Regions from separate parts of the Homo sapiens genome. Here all the other regions are linked to region 2. The links are chromatin loops, found by intact Hi-C in ENCODE. Cell type or tissue: heart left ventricle. All regions are shown on one strand.

Region 1 (5,000 bases), 210 kb before region 2:
ATGAATTAAACTTTATCATAGGTATATATGTATAGAAAAAAAAACACAGGATATATAGGGTTCGGAACTGTGCCTGGTTTCAGGAATCCACTGGGGGTCTTGGAATGTATCCCCATAGAGTAGGAGGACCACTGTAGGTGATATAATATAGATTAGCAATTTTTAAACCCGATAGTCAATGGGAAGTTATTAAAATGTTGATTTTCATTTCAGGGCCTACTCACTAAAGATTCTAATTCAGTCAGAGGGGAGGCCCAACAAATTGTAGCTAAAAAAAAATAATCTCCAGGAGCCCTTGATGATCAGCACTGAGGTCATGCACAAATCTAGGTGCTGTGGTGCACCCAAGAAAGAGGATTCTGCACAACTGTTATGAAGCTTACACAGCTTAATATAAGACCTAGTACAATAAACATTGTATAGTAATTACTTCTTCTATATCAGCAGAAATCCAAAGGGAAACACGAGGTTATTACTCAAAAAAGAACACTCAGAGATGAGTTGAGAGTGCACCCCACAATTGAGCCCGGGAATGAAGACGGCATGGCTTACAAGGACCTCAGTGTAGAGACATGGCAGTAAGGAAATTAACTTACCTAGAACAGGTTGGTGAGGAACAGTAAAAGAAAACTTGGAAGGTTAAGAAAAGCCTAAAATACAACAAGCCTTAGAACGTTAGAAAGAGGAGTTTGGATTTGGTGTTGCAAACCAGTAGTTCTTAAACTTTTTTGACTAGGGCTTTCTTAAACACAACGAAAGGTACTACAGCCCATGTGCCCTCCTCAGTAGGATAAATAATGCTAAGTGCTCTAATAAATATATATATAAATCTCAGTAACTTATATCCTGTGAATTTATCATTTGGACAAGGGCCACTTGGCTATTCCTCGTCAGGTGGGCCTTCCACTTGCATGCAGAGACCCAGGCTGCTCCTACTTACAGCTCTGCCCATCTCAAAGATCCTCTCCATTCAGCTACTGCAGGGGTCAGCAAAGTATTTCTGTAAAGCCCAAACAATAAATAGTTTTAGCTTTGTGGGCCATATGGTCTCTGTCACAACTACTCAACGCTACCACCGTACACAATTATGACGATAATGCGGCTGTGTTCGAACAAAACTTTACAAAAACTGGCAGCAAGCCAGATTTGGCCTCCAAGCTTAGTTTGCCAATCCCTGGTCCAGGATATGGAGGAAGAGGCAAAACGGAGGATTGTGTTAAGAGTGTTAAGAGGACATTCCATGGGCCAGACCTGAAAGTGGTATACATCTCTTCCATGAACTCTTAAATAAGCCAGAACTTGCTATGTCCTAGTTAAAAAAAAAAAAGAAATGAAATGAACAAATTTGGCTTGGTGAAGACACACACCCATCATTTCCACTTTTAAGTGAAAAACAGCCTGGTGGTAACATTATTTACAATTTATTATTTGTGATTTTATAATATATTAAAAGATAATTTGTTGTGAACAAATTAAAAATGGTATAACAAACATTCAGGCATATTTGTTTTTGGCAAATGATATACTGCTGATAAAAAGAAGGATTACTTCGCAAATTGTGTGATAAACCAAATGATAAATTAGTTGACAATTTATTTGATAAAGCATGAAAAAAATTAGTTGATACTGATGATGCTAAACAACCTGTGACTTACAATTAAAAAACAAGACTAGTGGCAATTATAAAATACAAACAACTTAGTACCAGTAATAAACTGAGAAAACATTCTCCTGAAGATTACAAGAACTCCAACACTACTTACTGTATATGTGTCATAGGAGTTTTGCAGCATGCCAGCATTGGACAGCATCCCGACTTCTTAGTAGCAAGCTGATTAGGCATCAATGGCACACACAATATTGTAAGCTCACTAAACCCAATTCAGCTTCCTTCTGCGTATACAGCTAAGTCACAGTTCTTCACAGGTTGCAGTGAGGCTGGGGCACGGGTGAGCTCTGGCCAATGGGACATATGTGGAAGTAATGCATACTGCACTAGGCCTGGCACACAGAAATGACCCTCCTTTGATCCTCTCTCTCCTCCTGCGCTGCACTGATCTTGGAGGCCATGTGTTAAATGGTGGCATCACAAGAAGGAAGAAGCCTGCTTCCTGAGAGACTGTGCAGAGCTGGATGAATGCATAGAGCAAAGCACTCACTTTTCCTATCACCATTCCAGTGAACTCCTTTGTGACAAGAGTGAGCAATAAACTTTTGCTGTGATAAGCCACTGATACCGTGGTTATTACAGCTGACAACCTACCCTAATACACAGTTCTTAATAGTCTCCAGAAATGTGCTATTTAGATTGAATATTAAATTTTAGTAATCCTTTAAAACTTAGATTTTTAACAATGTTTAGTTGTACATAAAAATGCATACATACGGCTTTATGGATCTGTTTTCAGTCTATTAGAAAGATCTTCACAGCCCACGCAAGCAGGGCTGGAAGTAGGAGGCTAACGGAATGAGAGTAGCATTTCAGGAAACTGCTATACTGTGTGCATTAGGAAACTGGTTTGCTACACTGTGTGCATTAAGAAACTGGTCTGCTATACTGTGTGCGTTTATTCAAAATATCTAATACCTGCTACCTACCAAGCATCACGCTGGAGACTAAGGGCAAAAAGAGGAATGAAATGCAGACCCTGCTATCAAACTCTTCATGGTAGTGGGCAAAAAAAGTGAGACTAAGCTATTAGTGAACAATGCCATGCCCACAGAAGACAAGACTTACGTAAGAAAATGCTGCAGCACAGGGAACAACTACCCCTCCCTACAAGAACAGGAAATGCTTCAAAGAAATAGGGGCATGTAAGAGACTGCAAATTAGTAACTTCGGGGAAAAGTGTTTCAAAGAGCCCTGCTCTTTGCTGAAGTAACCCAAGATAATGCCTAACTTCCTCTATCAGTTTTATGTAAAACTATGGGACCTATTCCAAGGACAGGATCAAAATGTGGTATTTTTTGTGGTTTCCAAAGTGCTTTCTTCAGGCGGACTTTACTTAACACTAAGGAATAAAAAGTCTAACTTCTAAAAAAAGTGTGCCTTAGTACATTTTAAAATTTTGGGCATAAAGAAAATTCTCCAGTTTTAATAATATACATTATTCAACCAGAGGGTAACAATATGGTTCCTAGGTACCAGCAATCACAAGTGAGCCAGTTCACTCACCAAGAAGAAAATGCAGTTCCATGGCTATGTATTTTACCCTTAACCTTGTTCAGCATTCTCACAAACACTGGCCACAAGAGTCCAGGAAACTGTAAATAGGTCTATTTAGCACTCCTGAAAAAAATTCACAGCACGTGTCTTAATAATGTGAGCCCATAGCTCCAAAAGTGCATTCGGTTAGGATGTTAATGTGAGAAATTTAAAATGTCCCAGATAGCTGAGGGTTGATACTGGGAGGAAAAATAGAACTATACTGTTACGTAAAGACAACACTACCTTGGCAATATCCTCCCAAATTCCACTCAAGATAAAGCTGCTTGCCAAAAGTGTGAACTGCACACTCTTCTTGGGTCTATTTATATTCAATTCTTCTTTTTTATAAGATTAACTAGAACTACCCCTTTACTGCAAATGTTTTACATTTACCACACGGATGGTTTGTGATGCAAAAAGAATAACTTCCTAGGAATCCACAAATGTTCTGTCCTCATATCTGGCATCTCATAAATATGAAGAAGAGAAAGTCATAAAATGAAAAACAACTATTTTTTTTTACATACTTGCAATCATTTCATACATCATAAAACAGCTCTAATTTTGCTAGAAACAGCCAATAATAATAAAGTAACTGAAAACAAAGCCTGGATGTGTCAAAATGCCACAGGCACTTTTAAAACCCGTAACAGCCCACATAAACAACTCAAATACAGGGCAATTAAAGATTTGCAAATACTCAATAAGCTTTTTTTTCCATATGCACCCATAATGTAAAAACATTATTTTCCTATCATTTTCCATTTTCTTGCTTTTCTTCTGACTCTAAAATTAGCTAAATTGCCCCATCTCCAAGTTACCTCAGACAGTTGTTTCCAACAACCTTCTGTAAAAAAAAGTTTAGTAAAGAGGGAAAGAAGCAAATATATTTCTATTTACCCATATAAGATTTAATGTAATATGTGAAGTACAGTATGTAAAATACCAAAATATTTTTGAATGGCATATCAAAACTATAAACTCTTCAATAAAATATTGATACCATATGATAAAAATGTTATTCTTCTGGAGTATGGTTTATAAACAGAACAGAATACTCTTTTAAACCATGGCAAATATCCATTTATAGGTAAAAGAAAACAAAAAAAGTACACTTCACTTTGAAAATTTAAATGCAAATTTTTAAAATATCATGGAAGATACATAAGAGAGGTGAGAGGGCACAGCCTAAAAGTGATTGATTGTTAATACTCTATTTGCTGTTTCTAGTGGGACAAAACAAAGCACTGTTTTTTAGTAAAATATAACATGACGATACATCAAACATAATTGTAGTCACCATTTATGGATTCCCTATTTGGGGCCTGGCTTTGTATTATGTACTTTCATTTATCCTCACCGAATCCTATCAAGTGGGATTATTTTCCTTGTTTCAAAGATGGAGATACTGAGGTTTATGGAGGTCATAGCACTTCTAAGCCAGTATTCCCATTCAGGTCTGTACACTCTATAATATTGTCTTGAAGAAAATCTTCTATTACGTGGTAAACACTCTAGCATGCTCTTCCAAGATAATTACAGTCATCTCTCAGTATCTGAGAGAGATTGGTTCCAGGACTCCAAGGATACCAAAATCCAGGGATATTCAAGTCCCCTATACAAAATGGTACAGTATTTGCACATATACGCAACCTCCCATATATTTTAAATTATCTCTAGATTACTTATAATACCTAATACAATGTAAACCAATGTAAACAGTTGTTACACTGTACTGTTTTTTAAATCTGCATTATTTTTTCATTACTATATTGTTATTTCTTATTTATTT
Region 2 (5,000 bases):
TCTTACAATACACACGGGTTTTCTTTTCTGGCTTTTCTTGTAAGGTGCTGCCTATCAAAAAAGAGACAGGAGAGAGAGAGAGAGAGAGAGAGAGAGAGAGAGAGATTGTCTTCCAAAGGTTGTTTTCTTACCCTCTGTTGCTTAAACAATCATCTTCTGTGTTATTGAGGAAAACCCAAAGCTGTCAGCTTCCCTGGACTTCAGGTTTCCAGCAAACTCACCTCCCCCCTCCCTTGGTTTCACCCCCATCTGCTTATAATTTAATGTTCTGTATGTTTTAATCATTTCATTAGGCATGTCCTTATTTTGAAATGCAACTAATTCTTCAGTTCAAACAAACAGCCAGTAATTCTAAAAATGAGACCATTCTTTTCTTTCAGTTAGAGATTGGCTTAGAAGAAATATCACACCTATTTTGAGAAGGGTGAAATAACTCAAATGCCACTAGTTTTTTTAAAACCGCTGACTTTTAAAAGTGGAAATGATCTTAGAGATTGCTTCATTTTCTCCACAGATATGGAACTAACTTTTGGGGATGTTTTCTCATGTCTTTCTGAACACTTTGTGATAAAGTCATTCCTATTAAGGTTTGTCTTAATACGGATTTGTAAAAATTATGTAATAAAATACCTCATTTCTATACTCGGTGACAATGGACATGAAAGAAAAAGTGATTCCACTATAGGACTTGTATGTTTTATTAATTTATTTTCTTTATAGGAATTTACATTCTTTAAGGCAAGGAGAATCATATTTTGCTATAAGGGGAAAGATAATTTGCAAGGTGTTTCATGTGATTTTTCCCCCTGACATTCAGATTTATTCTATATCAAGAAAAGAAGCTTCTGGGCCGGGTGCAGTGGCTCACGCCTGTAATCCCAGCACTTTGGGAGGCCAAGGTGGGCGGATCACCTGAGGTTAGGAGTTCAAGACCAGCCTGACCAACATGGAGAAACCCCGTCTCTATTAAAAACACAAAAATAGCCGGGCTTTGTGGCACATGCCTGTAATCACAGCTACTCAGGGGGCTGAGGCAGGAGAATCTCTTGAACCTGGGAGGCGGAGGTTGCAGTGAGCCAAGATCGTGCCATTGCACTCCAGCCTGGGCAAAAAGAGCGAAACTCTGTCTCAAAAAAAAAAAAAAGGAGAAGCTTCTGAAATTCCAGGAGCATACAACTTCCCCCCTTATCTATGGGGGATACATTCTTCCAAGACCCCAGTGGATGCCTGAAACTGCAATAGTACCAAACCCTACATATACTATGCATGAATTTCTTTTTTTCCTTACCATTCATGGGTAAGCTGGTCCAAGTGCAGTGGTGTTTACAACTAATTGATCACAATTCGTGGGTAGAAGTTTCCTTCTTACTGTAGATCTTAAAGATGTCAGCATACAATTTTTTTCTTTCCTTATTAAGCTGATAACTTTCACCTTTTCACTTCAAGGATGCATTTTATGGCTTCTTTTTTGGCATATGCAAATTGCCAGCATCATTACTCTCATGCTTTGAGGCCATTATATAACAAAATGAGGGTTACTTGAACACAAGCACTGGGAAACGGTGACAGTCTATGTGATAACTGAGATGGCTACCGTGTGACTGACAGGAAGGTAGCTTAGACAGTGTGGATATGCTGGACAAAGAGAAGATTCCCCTCCCAGGTGGGACAGAGGATGAGAGATTTCAGCATGCAACTGAGAATGGCATGCAATTTAAAACTTATGAATTATTTCTGAAATTTTCCATTTAATTTTTTGGGGCCACAACTGACCACAGGTAAATGAAACCACAGAAAACAAAACCTCAGCTAAGAAAGAGCTAATGTATTTAATTTTAACATTATATCAATGACCCAACTGTGCAACGTAAAATGTCTTTATTTTCTGATACTTGTATTACTTTCTGGTAATAAAACGTCCTTTCAGTATTTTAGAAGAACGAGTCACATTTCGCACATAGTAGTAGACACTTAATAGATGTTTGTTGAAACATTCGTAGATAAGTGGGTAGATACACACTGACATTTAACGATGTGCCTTAATTCAGCTTTAAGTGCTAATGTTTATTAACGGTGATGCGTAAATACAACAGCACACATTCTGATTTAGGCTCGTCCACTGAAAATGTCCCCCTACTTCCAAAACGTAAACCGGTACCATTTAAGGATCGAAATGAAAACAACGTAATAGTGAAGTTGTCTTGGAGGAATTGCTGGAGGACGCCTTTGATACCTTTATGGAGAATGAATGGGAAGCCTTTGCGTGTGGCTGACACAAATGGTTGTCACACGCCATCTAGTGGCCATCCGTGAAACTGTGCATATGCCGTGGGAAACGCTTTTGGAACAAGTTGGATTGCTCCGAATTTCAGTGCCTATCGGGCAGCCAGTGAACATTTGTCCATCTTTAAGGCATTAAACTGAGAAGAACCACTGAGGAAAGCATGCCACAGTCTTTCCCAAAATCCCTGTGTCTTAAGGAACAACCAAGAAGTTAACTGGTCAGGGAAAAGATTTCTTTTGGAACACAGGTAAGCAAAACCAAGACGCCATCGGAGACACCCTTGCCTGCAACGGTTGTGGTATAAAGCAAGGTAAGTAGCGTGATATTCACTGCTTTTTGTCCCACAGAAGCCATCGCTGTGTGCGGAAATCCATGACCTGGCCATGACTTCTACAACCCGGAGGACTTGCCTGGCATTACCGAAAAGCACAGGGGAAAGATTCTGTGGCAGGTGCCGCATTTCATCCAGCTCACTCCGTGCTAGTTCCTAAGACATCTTAATTCTTACACATATGCATAATCGTGATATTTTGCCATGAATAACAATATATTTCACAATTATCAACCATTTTAATTTTTAGCTTTCTAACCTCGGACTACTATAATAAAAAGAAATAATAAATCCAAAAGTAGTAGTGGAAAAAATAAGTATCTCCAGGTTTGTTCCTGTAAAGTTAATTAGTTCAAAACAGAGTGAGGACTCTAAGAGTTTGGGGTTTTTTTGTGTGTGTGTGTTAAGTATCAGCATTAAGTATCTTCAAGACAATTCAAAGTAAGATGATAAGTCACTAGGTTGTAAATTTCACAAAAAATCATTAAATACACTGTGTCGGACTACAGCGGAACAGTGGGAAGAACATTCAGTATTTGAGAGTAAACAACTCAAATTAAGTTGTTTAGGAATCTCACAGACAGGAAAATTTTTCCTCTCTGGTTTTCCATGGTAGCATGTTTACAGTACTTGAAAAATGTTGCTTTCAAGTCATGTTAACTGCTTCTTAAGACCATCAAATAAGAAATGATATAGCTTATTAGTTCCAAAATAGAAAATCCTATAACATCATTTCCTCTTCATGTTAAGGTTAACTTCCATTATAAATATATGCTTTCAGTATAAAATGCTCGACCTCAAAAGATACCAGCTTTTGCGTTTTGAACTATAATCGTGATCCATAAATGGTGATAGAGCTTCAGCTACATCTCAAACATTTATGTTCCACTCTCTTTATCAAAGAGCGATTTATTTTCAGAGAAACATTTATCAATTTAAGGTGTCTGAAATATTCATTTTTTAAAAAGGGCTATAAACAAGTAGCAAGATGAATAATCTGGTTTTCTGTGGGTTAAGTTACATATCAAAAAATCCTAAAATTTTTCATCATTTTGATGCACTATTCTTAATTTTTAAAAACTCATTGTCTGAAAGCAAGACAGATATTTTAATGCTAATATGTAAAAATAAACCGGATTTACGGTCTTGGGTCTCTGTCGTTGCCTATATATCTAGATGTCTACAAAAATATTCCAGATTTTCTGCTTTTCTTAATCTCAAATGTTCAAAATGACTACATTTTCTAGAATATTTACCTATTAGCTGATGTTATTGTTAAAAAGAAAATCAGACTAATTTTGGCAGTATTGTGCCTTACTACAAATCCTGTCTTTACTGTGAGAGTGGAGAAAAATAAAATTTGCAGAATTCCAGTCTCTAGCCATTGGCATTTTCCGGGCTTTCTTGTTTTCTATATATTGAGTCCCCTGTGCGTATGGGAAGCTCAGCTGAGGACTAATGCAAACTATTTTCCCACAAGCCAACATGTCGTCACTACAAATATACCTAAAAATAAAAATAAATAACATGTAAAAGTGCTCTGTCCTCAACAAAGCAGAAGGGTGAGATTTTGATCAAGCCATCTGTGGTTGCCGTGACATTCTGACCAGTCCAGTAGAAATCACATGATTCTTTAGAACATCTAACTCTCTCCTCTGTCCACTTTGTAGCGATATTGCTGGGATAGCCTGAGACAATTTCAGAGAGGTTTGGGGCTCAGGAAGACATAAATGCAATGCATTGTTTTGCAAGATCTGGCTGGAAGGGTGTAGCGTGAAGTAAAATTAAGACCTCCTCCTTTATTGTGAGGCACAGTTGGGCTGTTTGATCTCTAAGTCCTCGGATAATTGGAGTCTACACAGCCTGTGGAATTGGGTCCTGAGCAGCTCACCCTCATGCCCAAAGCCCACCGCCGACCTGCCTGGGGCACCATTTATCCCCACCCCGCCCCCACCAAACACACACACACCAGATTCAGCTTGTATTCAGGGTTCTGCCTTGAACACAGGCATTGTTTCCAAGCTGAGAAAATGATGATGTGGAAATTCTAATAGAAGACATACTGTTTGTTATCAGGTACACAAAAGTAAACAGAAATGATCCTGGGGTATAAGAAGCCCCCCTGCATTTGGGTGATTCCCTCATCACATTCCATAACCTTCCTTTCAATAATGGTGGTTTTCTGATCCAACTTCACTATCACAAGCTTATTTTTTCATGTTAAATTTCCAGGAAATCTACCTGTCCACCTTAGATCACTGTGTACTCGTCCTCCTCTGAGCCCGTGAGGTACCAATGGCTGGTTTACACTCCATTCATTCAACAAATATTTACTGGGCACCTACCACGTGCCAAGCACTCAGCTAGCCGGGAGCCCTGTGGTGA
Region 3 (5,000 bases), 180 kb after region 2:
AAAGTATATACAAAGTAATACGCAAGGAGACAAAGCTATTTTACCAGGCAGACAGATATTCCAAATTACTGGTTCTTAACAAGCATGGTAATACATCAGTCAAAAGCAATAAATTTAAACTTAATGAAATCTCAATTTGCCTACAGTGCATTTCACTTTGACATGTTCTATATTGCCACGGTGCTTTGATAAAGTTTTTTAAAATGCAAAGAAAGTGTCTGTAAGGCTAAAGACCAGACTTGGTACCATTGTGGCCAAGGCAACATTACAGTACTTAAATTTCATCACTCTATGCCCCGTGGCAGGCAGAGCCCCGGCGCTAACACAGGTTCAGTTTTCATTATCATCATATGATTACGCATTTTACTGCATTTAACTGATAATACAACTACCAGCTCACCTTAAAAGAATTAGCTTGGAGGTTTCATTGCTTTCCAAATGGAATTCATTTGACAAACAAATGACAATTAGCCTAGTCTCCCTGTTCTGCGTCAGGATGCTTTTTGATTGAACCTAGACCAATTTACAATTTTTAAATGAGTTTAGACATTTACATTTAAAATGTCTACAGGAAATTAGCCCTGGGACATCCAACAGCCAAAATGCTTTTTGAAGTTGATTATTATTTGATCTAGTACCCTCTACCTGTACATTTTGTTCTGACTTCAAAGTTCGGGAATGTAAATGCCACCTCACCTCAAAGCACAGGGAGAAACTTAAAAGCGGTTTTGCTCATTATGTTATGCAAAGGAGCCCATATTTTAATATTCGTTTAATATGGTTAGTTAGCTTTAATGACACCAGTGTGACAGTGTCATAGTTTTGGAATCTGAAAGCGCTGATTGAAGTTTCCGGCCGCTGCCTCTATTTTTCTGCACAGAAAGGAATCTTGCCCTTTGAAAGACAGATCAGCTCCTGGCTGCGTCCATTCTGGCGAGGGCTAAACGTAATAACTTTGAGATGAAGAGTTCACCTGCCTCAGTGAAGAAAGCACAAATCATGATATCAGGGGCTACAGAGACACTTGACTGTCAGATTCCAATTCTGTGTGTTTTCTAAGTGCAAGCCCTTTGCCCACCGCTGCTGAGGAAGCTGCTAGTAATTCCATTATAAACATGCAGTGCTGATAACCCAGCCACAGAAACTGGTATTGCCCTGAAATTAAGCCCACTGATTTCTAGCCGAGAGCATATTTTATTTATTTATTATTGTTTTTGTAGCTACATTATTGTCAAAATGAGAAAACAACAGCCTTTTTCTCATTCCGTGTTGTACAACTGCAAAAATTAAATATGGTGAGGGGAAAGCTTGCAAAATGTTCTATTGCACCCATCACCCTGTTCTGAAGGCCTGGTAATCAGTGTTATCCACAATATATTCAAAGGAACGCTCTGGAAGAAAGGGCATGTGACACAGGGCTGAGGAGTCGGCGAGTCCCTATCTGCATGGAGTTATCATGGCTTTCACAGGTCATCCCTGAGAGCTCACCAGAATATTTTGAATTTCTAGTTTTGTCTCACACTATAGGACACACACCACATGTTTTCAAAATAACTTTGAGTTCAAAAGAGTTCCCTAAGATAACACTGTATAACCCCAGCACAGAATTAATGGTTTTGAAGACTGTTTTCTGTGAAGGTAGCAGAGGCTGACTTCAGTAATCCTGGCCCTCCGGAGTGCTCACAACAGTATCATGAGGCAAGAATGCCTGGAGAGGGAGACGTCACAGATCTAAGAATGGCAGCGGAGGGCGCCATGTTTGGTCTCCTTGGGAGAATTGGTCTGAATCCCCTGATCTCACCACCACTTATTGTGAAAATAGTGATAAAATAAAAAAATTAAAAAAAGTCTTTTCATCCATTTTATTGCTGAAGAGATTAGACGTCCTCTAAACTGTGTGATTTCGCATCAGCATCCTTTCACCCTGCTGCACTCCAACCTCATTTTCCTTAATGAAAATGGAATCCAGGTCTCCGCCAAAGTGTCCTTGGAGTCAACTCTGTTTTGATTCTAAATGTAACACACAAGCACCACATTTTCTCACGCACACATTGTCCCGAGTAGAGACACGCCAATTCTTTCTATCAAGGGCTTCTCATTGTCTATTTTTATTCCAGTAGAAACAGTACCCTTTCTTCCTGTGCTAACACCCTGGCGGCAACCATCTTGCACAGCATCCTCAGCCGGTGGCTTTGAAGTCTCCAGAGTTGCCTAAGAGCCCGGGCTGCACAGCTGGAAACCTGGAGGTTTTTGCTACCTCGTCCGCCCTCTGCTGGATGGACCGACGTCTGCTTACGAAGTGGCCCACAAACAGCCGAAAGGTTTCCCCTTAAGATGGATGGGTTTGTCACTAAGCCACGGGAAATCATTTTGGGATTTTATAAAATAAATTTTTCTTTTTTTTCAGAGATTTTTAGAAATACACTTTCTTCTCTCCAGATATACAGGTGTACCAGTTTATTCTGCCTATGTGTTTGGAAAAAAACAGAGAATTTGTCAGTGAAAACCATGAAGGATTCTAACATCTCTCTCTGACAATCAAATGCTATATGTGCCCCTGCCCTGGCACTAATGACCTGGCAACAAGGAAATAAAATAATGCTAAATCAGAATAATTATTCTAATATTCTCACAACACGAAGAAGCAGAATATGATGAGGGTTAAGACCGTGAAAACAGACTGCCTGGGTATAAACACTTCTCTGACTGTTATTAACTCTGAGACCTTGCACAAGTTAAATAACCTCTCCAAGCTTGAGCTTCCTCTTCTGTAATATGAAGTTATAATACTATTTGTCTCCTGTGGTTGTTATAGTTAACATATATATATATATATATATATACACACACACACACACACTCAGAGTTATATCTGTATACATATATAACTGTATTTATATATAGTTAACATATATAACTGTATATATATGGGTTAACTATATATAAAACTGTATACATAGTTAACAAAGATAAGTGTATTTATATATAGTTAACATATATAACTATTTATATATGTTAACATATATAAAACTGTATATATGAATGTTTATATGTTTTATATGAATGTTTATATGAACTGTATATATGAATGTTTTATATGTTAACATATATAAAACTATATATGAATAGGTTAACTATATGGTAACTATATATGTGTGTTATATATACAACACACATATATATTATATTAATATATAAACTATAATATAATTATAGTTATATAACTATAATATTAACTATAATATATATTGACTATAATTAATATTATAGTCAATATATATTAATATAATTAATATATATGTGTGTTGTATATATAACACACACATATATAGTTTATATATATATTATATGGATTGTTATGATTAGCCCTATATATAGTTATACATATACTCTATATATATTATAATACTATTTGTCTCCCAAGGTTGTTATAGTTAACCCATATAAGACCAATAGTATTATAAATTCTGATTCTTGAGAAAAGGGGCTAGCTTTGCAGGAATTATTGATATCTTCCTTGTTGGCCTTCATAAAAGAAGGCTAATAGTTAAAATAGTTTTTATGTAGTAGACACACATTAACATGGAGACTACTTATTCATCTACTCAACAAATATTTAATGTGCCCCCACCCTACAGATCAGAGGCTGAGTAGAGAAGATGCAGATATAAATAAGACAGACATGGTCTCTACAATGTGGAGCTTGCAGACTGACGGGGAAAACACAGTAAACAAGCAATTAAAGGTGAAGAATGGTCTAAAATGACCATATAAAATGCAAAACCTCACCTGGAATTCCCACTTCCTAATTTTACAAAAGATTCCTTTGTATGGAGAGATCTCTGTGCTGGAAAATGTCACAATCTAAAAGAATGACAGAAGAGATATAAAGTCCTCATTATCCAGGGTCCAGAGACTTTGTATTTAGGAAAATCCACAAATAGAAAGGATATAATTGCCCACAAAAAATAACATAGGAGTTGCAGTGCCAATTCAGTAATACACAGAGCAAAACATCACATCCTTATGCTCAAAGTTTCATCTTTATGAAATAGAAAATGCATTTTCTATTTCATACAGTGCTCGATAAAACTCCACGCCACAGCGGTGCAGAATATTCTTGAAGGGTTCTCAGAATTAAAGTGGGTTCGTAGGTACTAACTCAAACACTCTTAAGGGTTGCTGAAGAGCAACTCGGGATATTGCAGATATGCCAGAAGATATTTTTTCTCTGTTAAAAAGTGGAGCATCTGTAGGTATAAGATACAGATATACACAGTGTATACTGTATATAATGAATCTTCTCTCTTATCCAATTTCCCAAATAGCTGAAGTGATATAAGAGGGAAATAACTACATCTTGTTCATCAGGCCACGATAAATCATATCTCTATGAAACTTCAAGTTAAATTATTATTGGAATCTACTGTATACTGGATTCCATCTTTCTTTAATGAATTTCCATGGAGGAAAACAACCTGAGGTTAATTCACAGGTCACAGAACAAGCCCATGATGATGGCCTGTTCTTCATCACTGTGTGTGAAACTATTTTTAGTAACCTACCTTCTACTCCTTTTTATTGCAAATTGATAACTTATAATTGTATAGATTTATGGGGTACAAAATGATGTTATGATTTATGAATACAATGTGGAATTAAATCAAGCTAGTTCACATACCCATCACCTCAAATACTTAACACTTTTTGTGGTGAGAACATTTGAAATATACTCTTTTAGCAATTTTAAAATGTACAATACTCTCTTATTAACTATATTCACCACACTGTGCAATAGAACTAAAAAGAACACTATATTCCTCCTGTCTGAGATTTTGTAGCCTCCAACCATTATCTCCCCTTTCCTCTCACTCCCCAGCCTCTGTAACCACCATTCTACTCTGTGCTTCTATGAATTCAATTGTTTTCAATTTTACCTATAAATGAGAACATGAAGTATTTGTCTTCCAGTGCTTGGCTTATTCCAGTTAGCATAAGGC

Evidence for each region. Peaks named below come from ENCODE experiments on the same cell type or tissue, not always from the same donor. Only the 100,000 strongest peaks of a DNase experiment are listed, where the experiment ranks them.
Region 1: it touches region 2 in a loop (2.2-fold over the local background); 4 of 110 quality-filtered maps call a loop at or near these places.
Region 3: it touches region 2 in a loop (2.6-fold over the local background); 8 of 110 quality-filtered maps call a loop at or near these places.

Annotation. Positions count from the first base shown.
Region 1 is chr10:118,033,042-118,038,041 of GRCh38, forward strand. All of the region lies in intron 3 of RAB11FIP2 (RAB11 family interacting protein 2), which reads right to left. Among named protein-coding and RNA genes, the nearest start is that of CASC2, 11 kb to the right of the region's middle. RefSeq lists a silencer at 2,586-2,779. In heart left ventricle, no CTCF peak of the experiment used is centred here; no DNase peak of the experiment used is centred here.
Region 2 is chr10:118,239,152-118,244,151 of GRCh38, forward strand. It overlaps LINC02944 (long intergenic non-protein coding RNA 2944), which reads left to right and starts at 2,354. Exons shown (of 5, transcript XR_946349.3): 1 at 2,354-2,531; 2 at 2,632-2,735. In heart left ventricle, CTCF peaks have their summits at 2,297 (motif pointing left) and 2,503; a DNase peak (open chromatin) is centred at 2,310; H3K27me3 peaks cover 4,763 bases.
Region 3 is chr10:118,421,771-118,426,770 of GRCh38, forward strand. No RefSeq gene overlaps it. Among named protein-coding and RNA genes, the nearest start is that of LINC00867, 67 kb to the left of the region's middle. In heart left ventricle, a CTCF peak has its summit at 2,278 (motif pointing left); a DNase peak (open chromatin) is centred at 2,251; H3K27me3 peaks cover 562 bases.